Linked DNA regions of Homo sapiens: all the other regions are linked to region 2. A link is a loop called in an ENCODE intact Hi-C map of the cell type or tissue named here. Cell type or tissue: PC-9. All regions are shown on one strand. Each heading gives the region's core, and the rest is flanking DNA. Links, peaks and the distances in the headings are about the cores only. Region 1 has its middle 13 kb from the start of LINC01765. Region 2 overlaps TSPAN2 (tetraspanin 2). Region 3 has its middle 130 kb from the start of NGF.

Region 1 (6,654 bases), core at 594-5,593, 50 kb before region 2:
CAAATCATTTCCCCTCATCTATATAAGGAGTTAGCCCTTTGTTCTGAGATGAGGCAAGAAATTGATAGGCCATCGGGCAGAGAAAACAGGGTCCAGGCCTGCCCATTATCTCATACCATATGTGGCAGAAAGGGTAAAATGCACCTCTGTATCTGGTAAAATGACATGAGGCCCCCACAGGAAGCCCACCTAGCTCAGAGCACATTCCCCAGCCCAGCAGCTGTCACAGGACATGTGATCCCAGGGAATCTCCTCTCAAGGCTCCCTGCCGCTCACCAGCCCTGTGCCATTTCAGGAAATATGGTCCCTTGAGCAGGCAAACAGCACCAAGGTCCCTGTGGTTTTAGCCCCGAGGGGACCTACCTCGTTCACAAGGTGCTGAGCCCCTTGGCCCTAGTTCGAGCATCTAAGGTGTGGCAGTGGGAGGGGGACACAAGTCCTACCTTCAAGGATCTCCCAGTCTGAGGAAGAAATCATCCATTATGATTCTTCTAAACAGTGGGGTTAAGTCCCTGCAGTCAGGCTGGAAGCCTCCCCGAGAAAGTTCAGAAAGTTCCTGAGTTCAGGAAGTCCCCCTCTGATGGGGGAGATGAGAACAGGGTTGCCAAGTTTACTGAATAAAAATATAGGATGCCCAGTTAACTGTGAATAGAAATTTAGTGAATAAAAATATAGGACAGTCAGTTAAATTTGAACTTCAGATAAACAAGGAATCACTTTTTAGGATGAGGATAACTCATGCAATATTTGGGACATACTTAAAAAAAAAATGATTCCTTATCTATCTGAAATTCAAATTTAACTGGACATCTTGCATTTTTTCTGGCAACCCTAGGACAAAACGAAGTCACAAGGCCCAAACCTAAGGTAACATAGGTGAGCAGGTAAAAAAGTCACAAACTGAGTCATAGTGCTGATGGGGACAGGAAATAAAGGCTCACTCAATGTCTGCAGACTGCTGCTGGGGCCTGGCAGGCTGCCCAGGAAAGCACAGGTCGCCTGGAAGGCCTCAGACTCGGCCCCAGCCTCACACTGCTGCTGGCTCCATCTCTGTGTGGGTAGCAGACTCTGGGACCCTGGGAGGGCATTCCAGGGGCTTGGCAACCAGCTGCAACCTCTCCAGCCAGAGGTGAGGCAAGGCCCACTGTGGGACAGGATCACAGCAGGGCCCATGAGGGAGTGGGTGGCAAGACCTGGGAGTGCAGATGGGCACCCAAGGAATGGTGTGTGCTTTCAAAATAGAGGGATGAGAAGTTTTCTTTCTTGCCAGGAAATAAACCTCCGTGAGACTGCTGCTAAGGGTGCTGGTGACTGGGTGACCTGAGAGCTAGGGAAACTACAAACCAGGAAATGGGTGCAATCCAGAGCTGAAGCCCCGTATTCCAAAGGTCTTAGCTCCCCAGGAAACTGGAGGACCGAGGCCCCCATCCAGGCTGTCTCATCCCAGAAGTCTGGCACCAAAAAGTCCCCAGACAGCATTTCACCCCCACACCCATGGATTCCCTAGCAGCCAGCATGTGACGCCCACACAAAGCAGTCAGAAGAGCAGTTCTCCAAGTCAAGAACAATCTTGTGTCATCTAACCACTGCTCTCCATTAGCTCTGTCAACTCCTCCATTTAGGGCAGTCAGAGTTTCATCCTTGAATGTGAGACTGAGATGCAGCCTTCACAAAGACAGTTTTCCAGAGACAGTTTTAGCAATTTACTTAGGAAGACGACTCAGCTTCCACAGGCCTGAGGTTTGAGAACAGCTAATGCTAGCCAGTCACAGAAAGGAGGCTGAAGTCCAGGGAACTGTCTGGTGTCTCCTCTCCCAAGCCCAGGTCTTCCTCTTTCTCAGCCCTGAGTACCAGGATCCTACTCCTGCTGTCCCATTGTAAGGAAGGCTGAGGATGTCCGAACGGCCCAGAGCATTCAGGCCAGCTCTCACCACTTCTAAGAGGTGGCCAGTGCAGCTCCCTTCGAGGAGCTTGAGGAAGATGGAGCGGGGGCGGCCCTAACAACAAGAATTTCCACTGCTATTCTCACTAGTAACCCAGCTCTAACTCTATATCAGGCAATGCTAAGCCCTCCATACACACTGTCTCATTTAACGCACAAACAGCCCTGTGCAGTGGGCACCGTTGACTTCATTTTACAGACAGGGACTTGAAGCCACAGGTATCTACCAGTCTGGACAGTTAACACTCAGGACAAGTCAGGTAGAGTTAACACTCAGGACGAGTCTCACTGGTAGAAACCAGTGAGACTAGCCCATCTCAGACTTTGGAAGTCATCATCCATTGGGGTTAAACCCCTGATTCTTGGGAGCACGGTAAAAGGCTCCCAAGGTCCCAGACTCTGCCACCGACACCGGGAAGCAGCCAGCAGCAGCGTGGGGCTGGGGCAGTCTGAGGCGTTCCAGATGACCTGTGGTTTCCTGAGCAGCCCACCAGGCTCAGCAGTACCCTGCGGACATCGAGCGACCCTTTATTTTCTGTCCCCATCAGCATTACGATGGTTTGTGAGCCAGGCTCCAAGTCCCTGCAAAGCTGCTGTCTGACAGCAGGGGGCGCCAATGTCTGGGAAAAATCTACCTGCCGCAAAAAATCCAGACAATTGGTGCTGAGGAATGTAAAGGTTCCAGGGAAAAGGTGGGCAAATTTGATCTCTTGGGCTTGACAGGCCCCAGGAAAGAAATTCAAAACAAAACTGTCTTGTGGTGCGGGCACTCAGCCCCAGATTTAGTGAGTGTTAGATCCCATGTGTTTGAGCCTCCTTATCGGCATCCCAGAGTTTAGCAAATGTCCCTCGGGGAAAACCTGTCTTACCTTTAGGGCTCCTCTGGTTTCTAGTCTGTCATGCCTTTCCCGAGAAACTGCTACAACCTCTGTTTCCTCTCTCCCTCCTCAGAGTCTCGCTGGCTTAGGTCAAGCCCTCACCCAAGCTCTGAATAGGCAAATGCCCAGAGGGAAGAAAGTGAGGTGGGATGAGGGCCTAGGAAGGATGCTTCCTTCTCTAGTTCAGTTGTCCTGCTCGTTGCTTCCACTGCTCTCCATTGTCTTTAAATATGGGATTTTCACAATTGATCCACTTTTCTCTATTATTGCAATAGTAGCAGTGGCGGCCTGTTGCAGCTTTCTGTATCCTACCCGGGGGCAACAGTGCAGCTTTTCGCTCTAAGCTTCTGTTTCCTCATTTGTGAAATGATGATAATATGTAAACATTAAGTGAGGGGAAGTATGTGTATCAGCCTGCTTAGTGCCCAGAACATAGGACGCCCTCAGTAAAGTATAACTTTTGGCCCGCCCCGGAAAGGATGTGCAGGGTAAAGGCGGCCGTGTGGACCCTGGTGAACAGCACTGCCCTCGGAATCAGTGGCTTGTACGTGAATCCCAGCTCCCCAATTTGTAAGCTATGTGGCCTTGAATAAGTCGCTTAACCTCTTCTAGCCTCATTTTGTCCTCAGTCAAATGAGAAAAACTAACGTCAGTTTTATAATATTGCAAGGATCCACGGAAGCATCACATGCGAAGCCCTTAGCTCCGTGCCTGGCTCTTGGTACGTACTCAGCGTAACTAGTAGCACATCTTATTTCACTCACTATCTGAAGTAAGGGCAGCTACAATAAAGCACTATATAGCATTTGGAGAGTGCCTACCAGAAACCAAATCTTATGATGAATATCAGAAAGGTATCCTCTCAGTACACTCCGGCTCACAACAAAATACCGTAAACTGTATAGCTTTTAAACAACAGAAATTTATTTCTCGAAGTCCTGGAGGCTGGAAAGTGCGAGATCAAGGTGCTGGCAGATTCGATGTCTGGTGAGGGCCCGCTTTCTGGTTCATGGATAGTGCCTTCTGTGTCCTCACATGGTAGAAGGGGAAGGGGTTTTCTTTCAGACCTCTCTCATGTGGGCACTCATCCCATTCATGAGAGCCCCACCCCATAACCTAATAACCTCCCAAAGGCCCCATCTCCTAATACTATCAACTTTGAGGTTTCGATTTTAACATATGAATGGGGGGGACACAAACATTCAGGTGTAAAGTAATAATAAATACTTCTTACATTATGTATTAATTTAGCAACTTTCTGAAGTGCCTTGACATTGATTATCTCTTTGCATTCACAGGTTCAACGAACTGTGAATCTAAAATATTTTCTTTTAAAAAATGGATGTGTCTATACTGAACATTTTTCTTATTGTCATTTCCTAAACAATACAGCATAACAATTATTTACATAACATTTACATTGTATTAGGTATTTTAAGTAATCTAAAGAGTATTTGAAGCACACGGGAAGATGTGTGTAAGTTATATGCACATACTACACCATTTTACATAAGGGACTTGAGCATCCGTGGACTGGGGTATCTGCAGGCAGTCCTGTAGCTGCTCCACCATGGACATCAAGGGACAGCTATATTTAGTGGAACAGATATCATCCCCATTTTTAAAATGAGTAAATTAAGTTTCAGTGAAGTTAAATGAATTAGCCAATGTCCACCCAGCTACAAAGGGGCAGAACCAGGAAAAGAGTTAGCCTTTATCCCGCTAGTTCCTGCTTTCAAGAATGTAACCATTCTATCACAAAATAGGCCTCAGTAGGAGAATATAATCAAGTGGCAGGAGGTCAACATTAGACAGGAGTACAATAGAAAGCCAGAGAAAGAAGAACTGTAGGAAAGCATGTTAGCAAAAACCATGCTTATGTGTGCTGTTAAACTATTCCAGCCATCAAATGCTAGTGCAGACCAGAGCCCTAAAGGGAGCAGAGGAAGCTCAGAAATCGTATTGTGAGAAGAAGGCTAGGAACACAGGTTCATCTCTCAGGTGGTCTGACAAGGTCAGACTTCACTTTTTAAAACGTATTCATTCCACAAAAATTTTTTGGCATTGGGTACACATGGACACAAAGATGAGAACAACAGACACTGAGGACTTTAAAAATGAAGGAGGGAGGCAGGGGGCAAGGGTCTAAAAACTACCTATTGGGTCCTATGTTCACTATTTGGGTGACAAGTTCAATTGAAGCCCAAATCTCGCTATCACACAATATATCCATGTAACAAACCTGCATATGTACCCCTGAACCTATAATAAAGAAATTTAAGCTGGGCACAGTGGCTCACACCTGTAATCCCAGCACTTTGGGAGGCCGAGGTGGGCAGATCACGAGGTCAAGAGATCGAGACCATCCTGGCCAACATGGTGAAACCCCGTCTCTACAAAAAATACAAAACTTAGCTCAGCATGGTGGCATGCACCTGTAGCCCCAGCTACTCCGGAGGCTGAGGGAGGAGAATCGCTCAAACCCAGTAGGTGGAGCTTGAAGTGAGCAGAGATAGTGCCACTGCACTCCAGCCTGGTGACAGAGTGAGACTCCATCTTAAAAAGAAAAAAAAAAAAGAAATTTAAAAGATGTTTTGGGCTTTTCCTATGTACATCTAGGTCAATCACCAGAATATAATCATGGACAAAAACATGTCCTCATGAAGCTTATAGTCTATTGAGGGAGATAAGCAATAATCAAATAATCAACATGTAGATATCCAATTACAAATTGAGGTGAGTGCCATGATGCAGAAGTACCAGGTGCATTAAGAAAGCCCCTAACCTAATCAACCCTGCCAAGGGCATGTGGAGGGCATGGGAAGGCAGACTCAAGAGCACTGCAGGCAGAGGGGTGCGGCTGTGAAATCCCTGTGATGAGAGAGCAGGGAGCACCCAAAGAAATGAGAGAAGGTGAGTGGGGTGGAAGAGGGAGCAAAGGAAAAGTCAGGGTGGGAGGGTGGGCAGAGCGGTCCCCATGGGCCAGACAGCCGGATAGGGCTGGGCCTTACAGATTGTGGTTGAGACTTGGGTCTTATTCTCATAGAAATGTGAAGCCACTTTCTGTCATCCGAATGTTTGTGTCCCTCAAAATTCACATACTGAAACCTAATCTCAATGTGATGGTATTTGGAGGGAGGTTTTTGGGGGTTGATTAGGTCATGAGTGTTCTGGGTTGTGATGGGATTAGTGCCCTTTTAAAAAGAGGCCTGGAGGGCTCCTCTGCCCCTTCCTCCACATTTGGACACAGCAAAAAGACTGTCATCAATGAACCAGGAGGTGGGCCCTCACTATGCAATAAATCTGCCAGCACCTGGATTTTGGACTTTCCAGCCTCTAGAACCATGAGAAATAAATTTCTGTTTTTTATAAGGCACTGACTGTATGGTATTTTTTATAACAGCCCAAATGACTAAGACACCACTAAAGAGCTTTAGGTTGGGAAGAAGCCTAGAAAAGGACGAAGAAAATGAGTAGAGGATGGATTTTTCAAGTTTCTTTGATTATAAGCAACAGTAACAGAGTCCGGTTTACTTTAGAAAAAAAAAAAATAATTTACTTCAAGAAGATGTTGTAGCATCAAAAGAAAGGCTGAACAACTGGGCCTTGAGATGGATGGGAAGAAAAAAGTTGCTGCAGATCCAGGTGGTGGGGACTGAGACACACCACCTCAGGACAAATGTGCTCCAGGCACTCTTAAGCCCTGTGTCACTCTTCTCAAGATTCAAGTTCCACAGAGACAGACTCTAATGGGCCACACTTGGGTCACATGCTCATTTCTTGCCAGAAGACAACACACCTAAACTGACAGTTCCTTGATAAAACAGCTTCCAA
Region 2 (6,654 bases), core at 996-5,995:
AGAAGGAAGAAATTCTTGTATTCTATAGAACAGTAGGAAAATTATATTTAGCAATAATTTTTATATATTTCAAAGTAGCTAGGTGAGAAGAATTGTAACTTCCCAACACAAAGATAAATGTTTGAGGTGATGGATATCTCAGTGACACTGATTTGATCCTTACACATTGTATACATGCATTGAAATAGCATATGTACCCCCAAAATGTGTACAACTATTATGTATCAGTAAGATATTAATAAATAATTTTAAATACTTTTTAAATTTTTAAAAATGAAGGTGTCCCAGGGAAAGTACTTGTGGTAGCATGTCACAGAGATCACTGGCATCCCAAAGGCCAGCTATTCATGATGAAAATGTAATTTCAAAATGTTTTCTATTTTTCAAATCAAAGGCAATAGGACTCGGAAAGCATGAGGGCTTTGGGAAGTAGGTCGTATGTTTGTCACACCTGCTCCTGTGGGAAGGAGAAGGCTCTACAGTAACCATCTTGGAATTTAAAATGTGGCTGTAAATTAATTATTACATTCAGCAGCTATTTTTTGAGGGTCAGACCATAAGAAGGATAAAGTATCCTTGGAAGCCACAGGTGGCCTTATGGCATGCGGAGTATTAGAGCCAGATTTGGAACTGGATCCGGCACGCCCAGGGAACCTTTCCTCTTGTAGAATTTCTTCTGCTTTTCCCTTCAGCTTCAGCAAGCAATGTTCATTTGGAGCTGGGCTGAGTCACGGGCCCACACATACAAAACAGAGGCTGGCTGAGAAGTGGCCTCAAAGTTGAAGCTGCTAGGGCAGCTTCAGGTTGTTTTTGCCGTGAGCTCTGGGATTCTGATAGCCTAAGAATGAAATATTGTTCAAAAAAGCACACTTTCCTGAAAAGCTCATTATTTCAGAAGGATAAGGATTGTTGCCTGAGGGAGCAGACAGTTTCATTTACAGTGGGGAACAACTCTGGCCTCCTCAAACCTCTGTGCCCCTGTCCAGTGAGCCTCCTGCCTCCTCACGAGCCTCCCTCTTTCACATATTCCAGGGTGTCTCGGGGTGCGAAGCAACCATCCTCATGTGCTTGGCTTTGGAGAGCACAGCTATGTAGTTGCTTTGTGGATGTTTGCTGAGACCTGTTTCCAGCATATATCTCTAAGCAAAGATGGGTGATGACAGCCAGCAAGCCTGGAACTGATTTGATTTTCTCTGTCTTATCTACTAATCCAATGCACACTGACTAAGAATTCTGCCTTGTGCAGGGCATGTTCTAGAGAGGATGAATAAGGTTTGTCAACTTGAAATCTATAATGAGAGACTAATATGAGAACCTGCAAAAGCACAAAATGGAAAAGAGCAGGACACAGCCAGATCATGGTGAATTCCCAGGTGGCTGGAGCATAGGATGGATAAAGATTTTGGGGGAAACTGTTCTGTAGGCTGTGACTTCATGATAGATCTGCAAACGGCATCATGTAGCAATTGTGGCAGTAGCAATGAGAGGCAATGGGCATGTTCTGCAGCAAGGGGGTCCACCAGGAGACATTCCATGAAGGAACTGAATATGGTGTTGTTGCTGCCGCCCTGCATTCAGCTCGCTTCTGTGGGGTGGTCAAATAGAAGTGTGGGATGGGAATTGGGGCTGCAGGCCAGGGCATCCTGCCTACAGCCATCTTGACTCTCAGACCTCCATTTGTAAAACAGAAATAATAGTCCTTGCTTACCTAACCACGTTGTTTTGAGAAGCCAATAAGATGATGGAAGTGAGAGCTTTGAAAACATTGCAACACAGTGAATGACTTTTTTTTTTCTTTTTCAACTTTCATTTTAGAATCAGGGGGTACATGGGCAGGTTTGTTACAAAGGTACATTGAGTGATGCCGAGATTGGGGGTATGACTGAACCTGTCACTGAGGTAATGAATATAGTATCCAATAGTTAGTTTTTCAACACCTGTGCCCCTCTAGTAGTCCCCAGTATCTATCATTCCCATCTTTATGTCCATGTGTACCCAATATTTAGCTCCTACTTATAAGTGAGAACATGCGGTATTTGATGTTCTGTTCCTGTGATAGTTTGCTTAGGATAATGGCCTCCAGCTGCATTCATGTTGCTGCAAAGGGCATGATTTTGTTCTTTTTTATGGCTGCATAGTATTCCATGGTGTATATGTACCACATTTTCTTTATCCTATCTACCATTGATGGGCACCTGGGTTGATTCCATACCTTTGCCGTTGTGAATAGTGCTGCAGTGAACATGTACCCTTTTGACAGAATGACTTATTTTCCTTTAGGTATTTACCCAGCAATGGGATTGCCGGGTCGAGTGGTAGTTCAACTCAGTTGTTTGAGTCATCTCCAAACTGCCTTCTGCAGTGGCTGTACTGATTTACATTCGCAACATTGTATAAAGTGTCCCCTTTACTCCCAGCCTTGCCAACATCTGTTATTTTTGACTTTTTAACAAAAGCCATTCTGACTGGTATGAGATGGTATCTCATTGTGGTTTTGATTTGCATTTCTCTGATGATTAGAGATGACGAGCATTATTTCATGTTTGTTGCTCGCTTGCATGTCTTCTTTGGAGAATTGTCTGTTTATGTCTTTTGCCCACTTTTTAATGGAGTTATTTGCCTTTTGCTTGTTGATTTGTTTAAGTTCCTTACAGATTCTGGATATTAGACCTTTGGTGAAAGACATTTTTAAAACAATAAAGTGTTGAGGTAGTGGGGCCAACAACACTATTATTTTTAATATGATATCATTTCTCACATTACCACATCCATTCCCTCATGAAATTATTCTTTTAGAGAAAAGGGAAAGGGAGGAGGTGGTAGAGCTAGAACAGCAGGAAATAAATACCCACCTCAGGACTGCAGAGCAGCAAGGCCTCAGGGCCCTGAAAAGAACGCTGAGGCCAGGTCCGGGTGGGGCAGGAAGCAGAGCAGCCTCGCCTGTGGCTCCTACTAGGTCTGTAAACTGCCAGATCTGCCCGCAAACCACCATCAGCAACCCAGAGGCGCCCCAGGAAGCACCCTGAATGCCAGGCCCAGGGGTTCCCCACAGAGGCGGGGCACCAGCCCCCACCCTCCCTATTAATGGGAGTGGTTTCCAGGTGACTCATATGAGTAAAATGCAAAAAATGAAATAGAGACCATTAACATGATTCCAAGTAAGACAAGTGCCAAGTCCCATATTGTATTCTAACTTATCTCAGGATCAGAGAAGGAAATACAAAAAGGCTTGGCTTTAGTTCTCTCAGAACCAGAGCATTTCTGTCCTTTTCTTTCTCTGTAAGAACTGTACGTGGGGCTTGCCTAAGCAGTAAGTGAAATCCCCACCTGAATGATGGCTGCCTCCATCACTAGAGATGCAAGACAGAGTCGGAGTGTTGGGCAGGCTTTTGAGGCTCATGGCTATTTTTCTCCCGGCTCTGCCAAACACCAGCTCTATGACCTTAAGCAAATCGCTTTACCTTTTGGGGCCCAGTTCCTCCGTGTCAAACATGGCAGTAAGAATAGCACCTCCTTTTGGTACTATTAGAATGCTCTGCAGTGCCCAGAGTCTTAAGCCTAGTTGGTCGTGGAGGCACTCGGTTGGCTCTCAGTGGTCTCCTCTGACCTCTTCCCCACAGGGCTGTATGTTCTGGTTGGAGCCGGGGCCCTGATGATGGCCGTGGGGTTCTTCGGGTGCTGCGGAGCCATGCGGGAGTCGCAATGTGTGCTTGGATCAGTAAGTGGGGCGAGGGGGTAAATGGTGGGGTGGGGGTGAGGGAGCGGCCTGCATCTGAAGGGAGTCAGTGCCTCTGGCCCCTGGCTCCAGCTCCTCCGTGGACTCTCTGAGCCCTTGGCATGCACTTTTCCTCCCTCAGTCTTGGTTTCTCCATCTCTTATATATGAATAATACTAACTAGGGCCGGGTGCCATGACTCACGCCTGTAATCCCAGCACTTTGGGAGGCTGAGGCAGGAGGATCTCTGGAGCCCAGGAGTTTAAGACTAGCTTGGGCAACACAGGGAGACCTAGTCTCTACCGGGTGTGATGGCACACACCTGTGGTCCCAGCTACTCAGGAGGCTGAGGCAGGAGGATCACTTAAGACCAGGAGTTGGGAGGCTGCAGTGAGCCATGACTGTACCACTGCACTCCAACCTGGGCGACAGAGCAAAACCTTGTCTTGAAAAAAGAAAAAAGAAAAAAAATATTATCTTTGTTCCTGCCTTATATGGGAAGTGTGAAAAGAAATGACGTCATTGGTGTAAAGATGTTTTGGGAGTAAAAGTACTTAGTAATTGTAAGGGGTGACTATGATTGTTCTTTAAAAAAAAATATTTCACAGTGGGTGAGGCAGCTAAAAGGTTTCTATAGCCAGGGAAGTGCTGTTATCTACAAGGAAAACATTTATGTTTGAGATCAATAACTTAACCAAAATCCCTCTTGTGGCTTATTTTAACAAGCAACCTCTGTTTAAAACAAAAATCAAATAATTTCAATTAACTGCTATACATTCTATGTCAGTGTAGCCTGAGAGAAACAGAAAGGAAGAAGAGGGGCAGGAGGAGAGAAAGTGTTGATATTTCTCCACAGGGAGTCAGAAACAGCAGTTTTAATAGGCAGCCTCTCATCTCTCATTACTTATTGTGATATTTGGATTTTTAACTCTGGCCGTAGCCTCTGATCTCTTGCTATGTGAAATGTCTGACTTATTTCTTTGCCATTCATTCCTTCTCTTTCTCCTACTGTTGAGCACATTTCTGTCTTGTTTATCACTGAACTTAGTTTGATCAGAGCAAATCCATAGACCAGAACAGAAATCCATCCAGAAGGACACCCCTCACCTCATCTCCTCAAAGAAGCCTTTCCAGACCACAGAATCTCCAGTCACCCCCTTCCCCATGCCCAGGCCGCATCAGTGATGCTCCCTCTCCTGACCTTATTTTATATCTTTCTAGGTCTTTTGTGTTCGTCAAGTATTTACTAAGCACGTAGGTGCCAGGTGGTGTTCTAGGTGGTGGGATTTTTACATCACTACCTGAACTTATCTTATTCACTTTTTAACTTCTTTACACAGTTATCGTATATTCCTCTGTCCAATCCAAGGTCCGTGATAACAGAGACATTTGGATATTATCTTGTTCACCACTGAATAGTCAGCACCAAGGACAGTACCTGGTGCAGAATAAATGCCTAATAAACAATTGCTGAATGAATGAATGAATGAATGAACCACATGAAAGCGATTCAGCCATTACATAAGGAAACTAAGGTGCAAAATATATAAATTGAAAAGGTATTAAATTAATGAAATTAGTATTTTCTCTCCTCTACAGTTTTTTACCTGCCTCCTGGTGATATTTGCTGCTGAAGTAACCACTGGAGTATTTGCTTTTATAGGCAAGGGGGTAGTAAGTAAAATTACTTATAATGTTTTTCTATGATGGTTAAAAGTGTTAGAATATTGATACCCACAATAGTGTTAAGAAACCAAATAATCCCCATTATTATAGTTTAAACAGAACTTTTTAACTTAGAAGTGGTGTGCAGAACTGAGCATATATGTATATGAGTGTGCAGGCATATATACATGCTCACATTTTTCTGGGGAGATAGTTCATCTCTTCCATTAGACTTATGAAGTGGTCTATAATAAAACCAAAAAAAAAAGGATCTCTAATTTAAGATTCTTCCCCATTGTGAAATGGGGTAACAGTTAGAGTACAGACTTGAGAAAGAATCTAGATTCTCATCCCCTGTCAGACTGCCATTTGTCCTTAAGGATTGGCCTGGATGGGTCCATTTCATTCTCAAAGAGCAGAGCCTACACTGCTGTGGGCTAGTGAAGCCAGTTTATATTTGCTGCCCAACTCTAGGTGTCCAGAATAGGTTATCGGGGGGACACACAGAGGAAGTAGCCTTTCTTCCTCTGTAAAACACACTGTGGGATAGAAGAGAATGGAATGGAAAAGGAGGAAGAATGGAAACTTAAGTTTGGTGTATTTCACATTAACTCTTGTGTCATTAATATTATGTTTCTGAACTTATTTTAGACTATAAAACAGTAAACATGTAGAATAGTAAATGTCACCTCCTTTTGAATTTTTCTAAAGTAACTGGCTGTGTTCATAGGTTAGTTTAAATTCAGCTACATACAGAAGTAGAATGGAATCTTAGGACCTGTTGAGATATCTGTGGATTTGAAATCACAAGCTTTTATACTAGAAAAAGCATTCTCTAAGCTTTATATGATATCTGAATGTAGAAAGTTTTCCTTGGTGATGAATACCTTTTAAACCACGTCATAAAAAGATTTGAATGCTTTTAACCAATGGGGTAACAGGAATGTATAAGTCCGGATCCTAGCTATGCATCCAAATCATCTGGATGGAGCCCAGGAATCTGGGGCCCAGTTGATGCTGAAGCCCAGTTGGGCTTGGGAACTGTCAGAAATCTTTCTAGTCCATGAAAACTGTTCTGGTTAGTCTGTCCTTCCATCCTCAAAAGCATCTTAGAAACTCCAGAAACTATAATCTTCTCCATATGTTGCTGAATTATCCTAAAATACCTATGGAAAGGCAGTATTTTTTTTTATTTCTACAGGTTTTGTGGGGAACAGGTGGTGTTTGGTTACATGAGTAAGTTCTCTAGTGGGGATTTCTGAGATTTTGGTGCA
Region 3 (6,654 bases), core at 976-5,975, 400 kb before region 2:
ATCTCATTACATCTTCAAAGCAACCCATGGAGCAGGTGCTGCCAATATCCCTGTTTTGGAAATGAATGAACTGAGACTTGAGCAGTTAAGGAACTTACCCATGGTTCCAGGCCTCATTAGTTCTGCTAGTGGAATGACGTTTAAACCAAGAACATTGAACTCTACAAGCCTTACTTTTAACCACTGTATTGTGCTGTTTCTCTGGTAGAGCTAACTGTGCCCATGCCCCACCTCCTTTTCTTTCTTTCTTCTCTCTTTTTTTTTTTTTTGTTTCAAGAAATTGGCTTGTGACATGTGGGTGTTGACAAACCCAAAATCCATAGGGCAGGCTGGCAGGCTGGAGGCTCTCACAGGCAGGAGTGGATGCTACCATCTTAAGCGTGCCCTTTTTACTAGCTAAGCTGCAAACTCCTTGAGGGCAAGGGGCATGTCTCAAACATCTCTGAGTTTCCCACAATGCCTAGCAAGGGGTGCCTAGCAGGGCCTCCAGGCAGGAATCAAAAGACACAGCTATTAGGCCTACCTATGTGCCACCGATCTATTTGCTGTGTGACTTTGGCACTTGACCTTTTGGAATGGGATCCTCCTTGTCTGGGTCATGAGGATTGGATGACATCACATATCCAAAAACTGGGGATGTTAGGAAGGTGGGAACACTTGTACCCCTGCCACCCCATCTCTGGCTGGTCTGAAGGCACCAGTGTCTGCATTGGGACTGAAGGTGCAGGGGCCGCAGAGCTCCAGCAGGAGTCCCCAGCAAGGAGTCTCCTCCTCCACTGCTCCATGCCTCCCCTCAGTCTGGTGCTTGCTCCCTGTGATCCGCTCAAGCCTTGTGGCCTCAGAGTCTTTTTCCTTTTACACATTTAACATGGGGAGGTTGCAATTTTCCTCTGCCCTCATTTACTACCTTGGGGCAGATGGCAGGGCACTCGGTAATAAGTCCTACCCTTGGTACCTAGCTAGGTGAGTGAAGGGTGACTGGGTTTTCAGACCAGAACCAGGGAGGAAGGAGGGCTGTGGGAGAGGAATGCTGTCCCCAGCCCTGTCTTAGCCTGGCTGTGGGCTGCCACAGGGGCAGAGGCTCATGAGGAACAGCACTGCCTAGGGATAGTGAGGGCTGGGAAGGCACTGAACCTAGGTTTCCAGCCCCCCAGCCCGGACCCTGCCTTCTAACTCCTTGAAGCTCCATCCTTGGTATTAACCTTGGCTTTGCTCCTGACTGGCTTCCCCCGCGTTACATCCTGATTACATCCAGAGCACGGGTGAACCCTCCAGGCTTGTTTCCTGACAGAGTCAGACCCAGGGCTCTCAATGCTGCCCCCCTCCAAGCTTCTGTTAGCAGTGGCTATTGATGGGAAAGTCCACCACAGCCTGGCTGGGGAAGAGGCACCTGGTAACTTTCTGAAAGAGGGGAGCTGGGAGTGAGATAGAAGGTGCTATGTCCATCCTCACTTGACCTAGTAAGTGAGGGAGGAAAGGCAGCCCTTGGGGAGTTGGGGAGGCTTCTGCAGAATAGTGAGGCAGGGCAGCTGGTCTTCCAGCTCCTCCTTTTGCTTGGCCCCAATTCCCCTTTGGATCTCTTCTCTCTGCCACTTTCCCTTTTCCCCGCAGGTTTCCAACTAGTCTAGGGAAGCTACCCCAACACACATCCATCCCATAAGTCTCAGAATGTGTAATATTTGTTAAGCCTGAGATGCCCTCTCCCAGCTTTACCCTGCTCCTTCTTCAGGGCCCACTTCTGATATCATTACCTCCCACCTCCCCCATGAGCAGGCCTGAGTCAGCCTGGCATTGACTGCTCTCTGTGGTGGGCTCCCACAGCCCGGATATAAACCCTTTTTCAAAAGCTCTGGCCTCAACTGTCCTTGAATCAGAGTTATTTCTGTATGTGTACATCTGCCTGTGGTCCAGCACAAAGTGAGGCTTAATATTTATGAAGCGAGTGAACTAGTGAGCTGTGATGGGCAGCGCAAAGAGTTCTGGGATCAATGTCAGGGACCTGAGTTCTAGTCCTGGCTCTAGTGTGAACTTGCTGTGTGACACTGGACCTGTCCCTTCCCCACTCTGGGCCTCAGTTTCCCAATCTGTATAATGAGGAGATGGCTAGGTGGCTCCTAAGGTGCCTTTCAGGTCAATTACTCTAGCGTGCTGAGTTCTGTGCCTCCAGGATGGTGCCTTCTTCCAGGGAAGGAAATAGAGGCCCAAAGGGAATGGCACATGCAAAAGCCATGTGGAGAGAGGGAGTGTGGTGAGAACGAGGGCCCAAGAGGGAGCCAACCCAGCTAAAATAGACTGATGAGTGGATGTGAGGGGAGAGATGAGGCTGGGGAGGCAGGGGTGATGAGGGCTGAGGCCTACTGAGTGCTTGCTGTGTGGCAGGCACCACTCTAATTGCTTAACACATTTATCTTTATTTTTTTCATCAATTTTTACTTTAAGTTCCTGGGTACATGCGCAGGATGTGCAGGGCTGTTACGTAGGTAAATGTGTGCCATGGTGGTTTGCTGCACAGATCAACCCATCATCTAGGTATTAAGCCCAGCATCCATTAGCTATTCTTCTTGATGTTCTCCCTGCCTCCATGACCCCCTCACAGGCCCCAGTGTGGATGTTCCCCATCATATGTTCACATGTTCTCATCGTTCAGCTCCCACTTAAAACTGACAACATGTCGTGTTTGGTTTTCTGTTCCTGCATTAGTTTGCTGAGAATAATGTCTTCCAGCTCCATCCATGTCCCTGCAAAGGACATGCTCTCATTCCTTTTTATGGCTGCTCAGTACTCCATAGTATATATGTACCACATTTTCTTTAACCAGTCTATCATTGATGGGTGTTTGGATTGATTCCATGTCTTTGCTATTGTGAATAGTGCTGCAATGAACATATGTGTGCATGTATCTTTATAATAGAGTGATTTATATTCTTTTGGGTATATACCCAGTAATGGGATTGCCACAACCTTATGACATAGATACCATTATTAGCAACCAATATTATCATTTTACAGGTAAGAAAACTGAGATATGGGGAGATTCAGAAAATAAGTTGACCAGTGTCACACTGGCAATAGTGGTAGAGCCTGGCTGTGAATTTAGGCCATGTGACCCAGAACTCACTACATGGCTGACTTGAGTGTTAAACCATAGAGGCACTTAAGCCTCATATTAAATAGTTCTATGTTTGCTCTAAAATCAGTGGGAAGCTATTGATGGGTTATACAGGGGATGATGTAATTAGAGGTGTTTTGCAAAGGTAACTCTGACTGCAATATGGACTAGAAAAGGATCCGAATAGGCCTAGAATAGTCTAGCATAAACTAGTTGGGGTGCCACAGCATTTGAACTTGAAAGTTAAAATGGAAGCTTGGACTGTGGTAAATAGTTATGCTAGAGATGGAGATTAGATCGAATTGAGAGAAATATAGGAAATAAAATTCACAGGACTTGGTGATGAATGGGACATAGGGAGTGAAGGAGAGGGAAGTTTTTGGATGGCTAGTGATGCATAGGGTGCAGTGGAAGAGAAACAGGTTCCAGAAAAGGAAGAGAGGTTGAGGAGATCATGAGTTTGAGAACCTGTGGAACATAAAGTTCTTATAAGATATTCCAGGGATGATGTCAAATGGTAGGTGGACATATGGATCTGGGTGACAGATTTATGCATTATTTGCAATTGATAATTAATACTGTAGGTATGAATAAAATTAGCCAGGGAGAAAGTATAGAACAAGAAGGTCCAGGACTCCAAGCTTTAATAGGCTATGAGTGGAGAAAAATTCTGTGGAGGAGCTCAAAAGGGAGTGGCCAGAGGAAACCAGCAGGTGTCCCTGAAGCCACAGGAGAGTGAGGAGCAATGGTGGCTGTGGCTGCAAGGTCAGGTAAGACATGAACTAAAAATAGACATGCAGCCCTTGGTGCTGTTGATAGGGGGTATTTTGGTGGAGCAGAGGGGTGGGAATCCAGACAGGGATGGATTGAGCCACTGGGGGCCAGAAGATGAAGATAGGTATTTTGAGAATTGGGGCTGTAAAGGAGGGGAAAGAAGGAGATAACTAGGGAGAAATGAGGACCAGGTGAGAGGTTTTCTCTTTCCCTCTTCTTCCTCTTCCTCCTTTCCTTCTATTTTGCCCCCTTCCTTCCTTCCTTCCTTCCTTCCTTCCTTCCTTCCTTCCTTCCTTCCTCCCTCCCTCTCTCCCTCCCTCCCTTCCTTCCTTCCTTCTTTCCTTTCATCCTTCTTTCCTTCTCTTCCCTCTTTCCATCTTTTCCTTCTGTTTTCTCTCTTCGTTTTTAATAATGGGAGGTGCTGCATATATTTAAAGGCTTAGAAAAGACTCAGTCAAGAGGAAAGGATAATCAATACAGTAAGATTCCCGAGAGGGTAGGAGTGCAAAGAGTAGGACAAGCTGGGGGGCAGGCAGCCCCTCCACTGGAGCAGGAAGAGGAAGTCAGGATGTATGCAGGTGTCAGTAATTTATGTTCTTGCTATTAGAAGCTGAGGGACTTCCTGTCTAGTGGCTCTTATATTTTCTGACAAGCAGGAAACAAAGACCTTTGCTGCGAGCCGCAGATGAGAAGAAGTTTGAAGGCATGAGAAAAATGGAGAAGGTTTGAAATAATTACAGAAAGCAGGAAGGAGATGACAAGGGAAACCAAGAGGGTTTCTGGGAGGAATTAAGAGCATATATAATGACTGGAGATCATGACTTTAGAGGAAGCCAATCTGCCCTGTTCTCCGACTTCCTCTACTACCACTAAGTGCTCAGCTGCTTGGATACAGATGTGGAGACAAGTGTGACTGGCTTCATCCAGGGCTGAGGTTTTGTCAAACGTGGTGATTAAGTATGAGGGACCAAGGAATTTATAGTCTTGGCAAAAAAAAAAAAATGTTACTGAATGATGGACTGTGGAATATAAGCTGGATACAGGAGAGAAGTCAAGATAGGACAGGATGGATGCTCTCAGAGCAAGCAGGGAGGACTACAGAGGGGAGAGAAGAAAGAATAATGGTGGTGAGAAAAGCTGAACCACCTTGCAGGAAAGCAAGGAGCTGGTGGAGCAAGAGTGGGATATTGAGATAGTCTTTTTGGAAGTGGAACAGTTATGAGTGATGACCTTCCAGAGAAGGACAAGGGAGTGAATGGTGGAAGTGGAGTGGGGGTGAAGGCCACTGGAAGGAACGCGCTCAAGAAACTTCGGGGCTAGCGTGCTGGCAGGTCAACGTCCACATGCTGTCATCCAGCAGAATTGTAGGGAGGTGAGGGTAGAGGAAATATGTGAGTCCAGAGAGAACGTCTTTTATCAATGACATGGTAGGAACCGGAGGTCCAATGATGACAGCAGTCAGTCAGGAGACAGGGCCCAAGGCAAAGAAGCACACGCCTGCAGGAGGAGCATCTTCTCCCATTGTCCACGTCAGCCCTGGAAGACGTGAATCTCCACAACACAGGGAAACCAAGACCTTAGAGGGTAAATCTTGTGTTCTAACTCCTAACAGGTAAGTGGCAGAGGCAGCACATGAATCTCCCTGCTTCACAACCTGTGTCACATGTGGGTATAGCTGCCCGGGTAGTCAGTGTCCAGCCCAGAATCTCATCTTGGCTCACCTCACCCCTCTGCTGGTGGACAGTCAGTTATGAATCCAGGGAGGGTGACATGTCTCCTTTCCACCAGCAGGCCTTGACAAGACTGTGACTTGCCACGGCCAGTTGGGTGACTGTATTTGGCATCCCCACGATTGGAATGTCTACTGCGATCCTCAAGAGAGGAAGCCTCCAGCCTCTTCTTTGCGGGGTGGCATGACAGCCTGGCTGTGCTGACTGAGAGGGGACCCAGGAGGTCTAACTCCTCTATGTACACATTTCCAGCCAGTCTCCTGTTTTCATGCAGGCTTCAGTTCTACCAGACACATGCAAGTCCCAAGACTTGGTCCTAGGGGTGAGATCATCATGTCCCCTTCGTAGAACCCTTTGTCAGCTCTACTGAGCAATGGTTTTCTTTTCCTTCTCTTTGTCCATGAGAGTTTATATTTTTATTATTCCTTTGCTATTTAAGAAATATATTTGTTATTCCTTTATTCCCTAATTCTTTTAAGGGACTTAGAGAGAAGACAGGCACAAATGTGTCAAAGTGACTTTTTTAAACATTTTATGAAGATAATGTGTTGAAGGGACAGTTGTTAAGACCATATTGGATTGACATTAGAGAAACCATAGAAAAACAAAACCTTAAAGCGTGGCAAAAGTCGGGGCTATTCATTATGTCCTGGCTCTGTCAACAACCAAAAGCAACCTCTGCCACAGGATCCCCTCTCTGAGCCAAGGATGGGGCCATGTTGGACTCTGATGTCTTTTAAAATGGAAGGAGGCACTAAAGGTGAGGAAGGGCACACTAGCTCTCCTCCGACTCAATGTCCCTCACCCCCTGCGACCAAGCCTTGCCCCCAGGAAGCTGGTGACAGAGGGAGAAGAATGCAGGGGTGTAACTAGGTAGGGGGGCAGGAGCTAGGTGCCTGACTGCCACATGAGGCTTGAGGCAGGAAGGCCTGCTCTGGCGACAGGGGATCCACCTCTGCTGTCATGGAAGGAGTCTGGAGAGGAGCTAGGGAGAGTTATGCTGGCTGCCACGCCTGCTTCCCAAAACAAATCGCTCAGGGA

Evidence for each region. Hi-C counts contacts between places; a loop is a spot of excess contacts. Peaks named below come from ENCODE experiments on the same cell type or tissue, not always from the same donor. Only the 100,000 strongest peaks of a DNase experiment are listed, where the experiment ranks them.
Region 1: it touches region 2 in a loop (5-fold over the local background); 38 of 110 quality-filtered maps call a loop at or near these places.
Region 3: a loop joins it to region 2, with 28 times the contacts of the local background. A loop is called at or near these places in 3 of 110 quality-filtered maps.

Annotation. Positions count from the first base shown.
Region 1 is chr1:115,108,876-115,115,529 of GRCh38, reverse strand. No RefSeq gene overlaps it. Among named protein-coding and RNA genes, the nearest start is that of LINC01765, 13 kb to the right of the region's middle. In PC-9, for the core only: CTCF peaks have their summits at 2,356 and 2,557 (motif pointing right); DNase peaks (open chromatin) are centred at 939 and 1,289; H3K27ac peaks cover 1,389 bases.
Region 2 is chr1:115,059,199-115,065,852 of GRCh38, reverse strand. TSPAN2 (tetraspanin 2) reads left to right here. Exons shown (of 8, transcript NM_005725.6): 3 at 3,621-3,718; 4 at 5,315-5,389. Among named protein-coding and RNA genes, the nearest start is that of TSPAN2, 27 kb to the left of the region's middle. RefSeq lists an enhancer at 2,998-3,521. In PC-9, for the core only: a CTCF peak has its summit at 3,542; DNase peaks (open chromatin) are centred at 2,402, 3,012 and 4,241; H3K4me3 peaks cover 3,453 bases; H3K27ac peaks cover 3,932 bases.
Region 3 is chr1:115,460,724-115,467,377 of GRCh38, reverse strand. No RefSeq gene overlaps it. Among named protein-coding and RNA genes, the nearest start is that of NGF, 130 kb to the right of the region's middle. In PC-9, for the core only: CTCF peaks have their summits at 3,625, 3,829, 5,478 and 5,683; no DNase peak of the experiment used is centred there.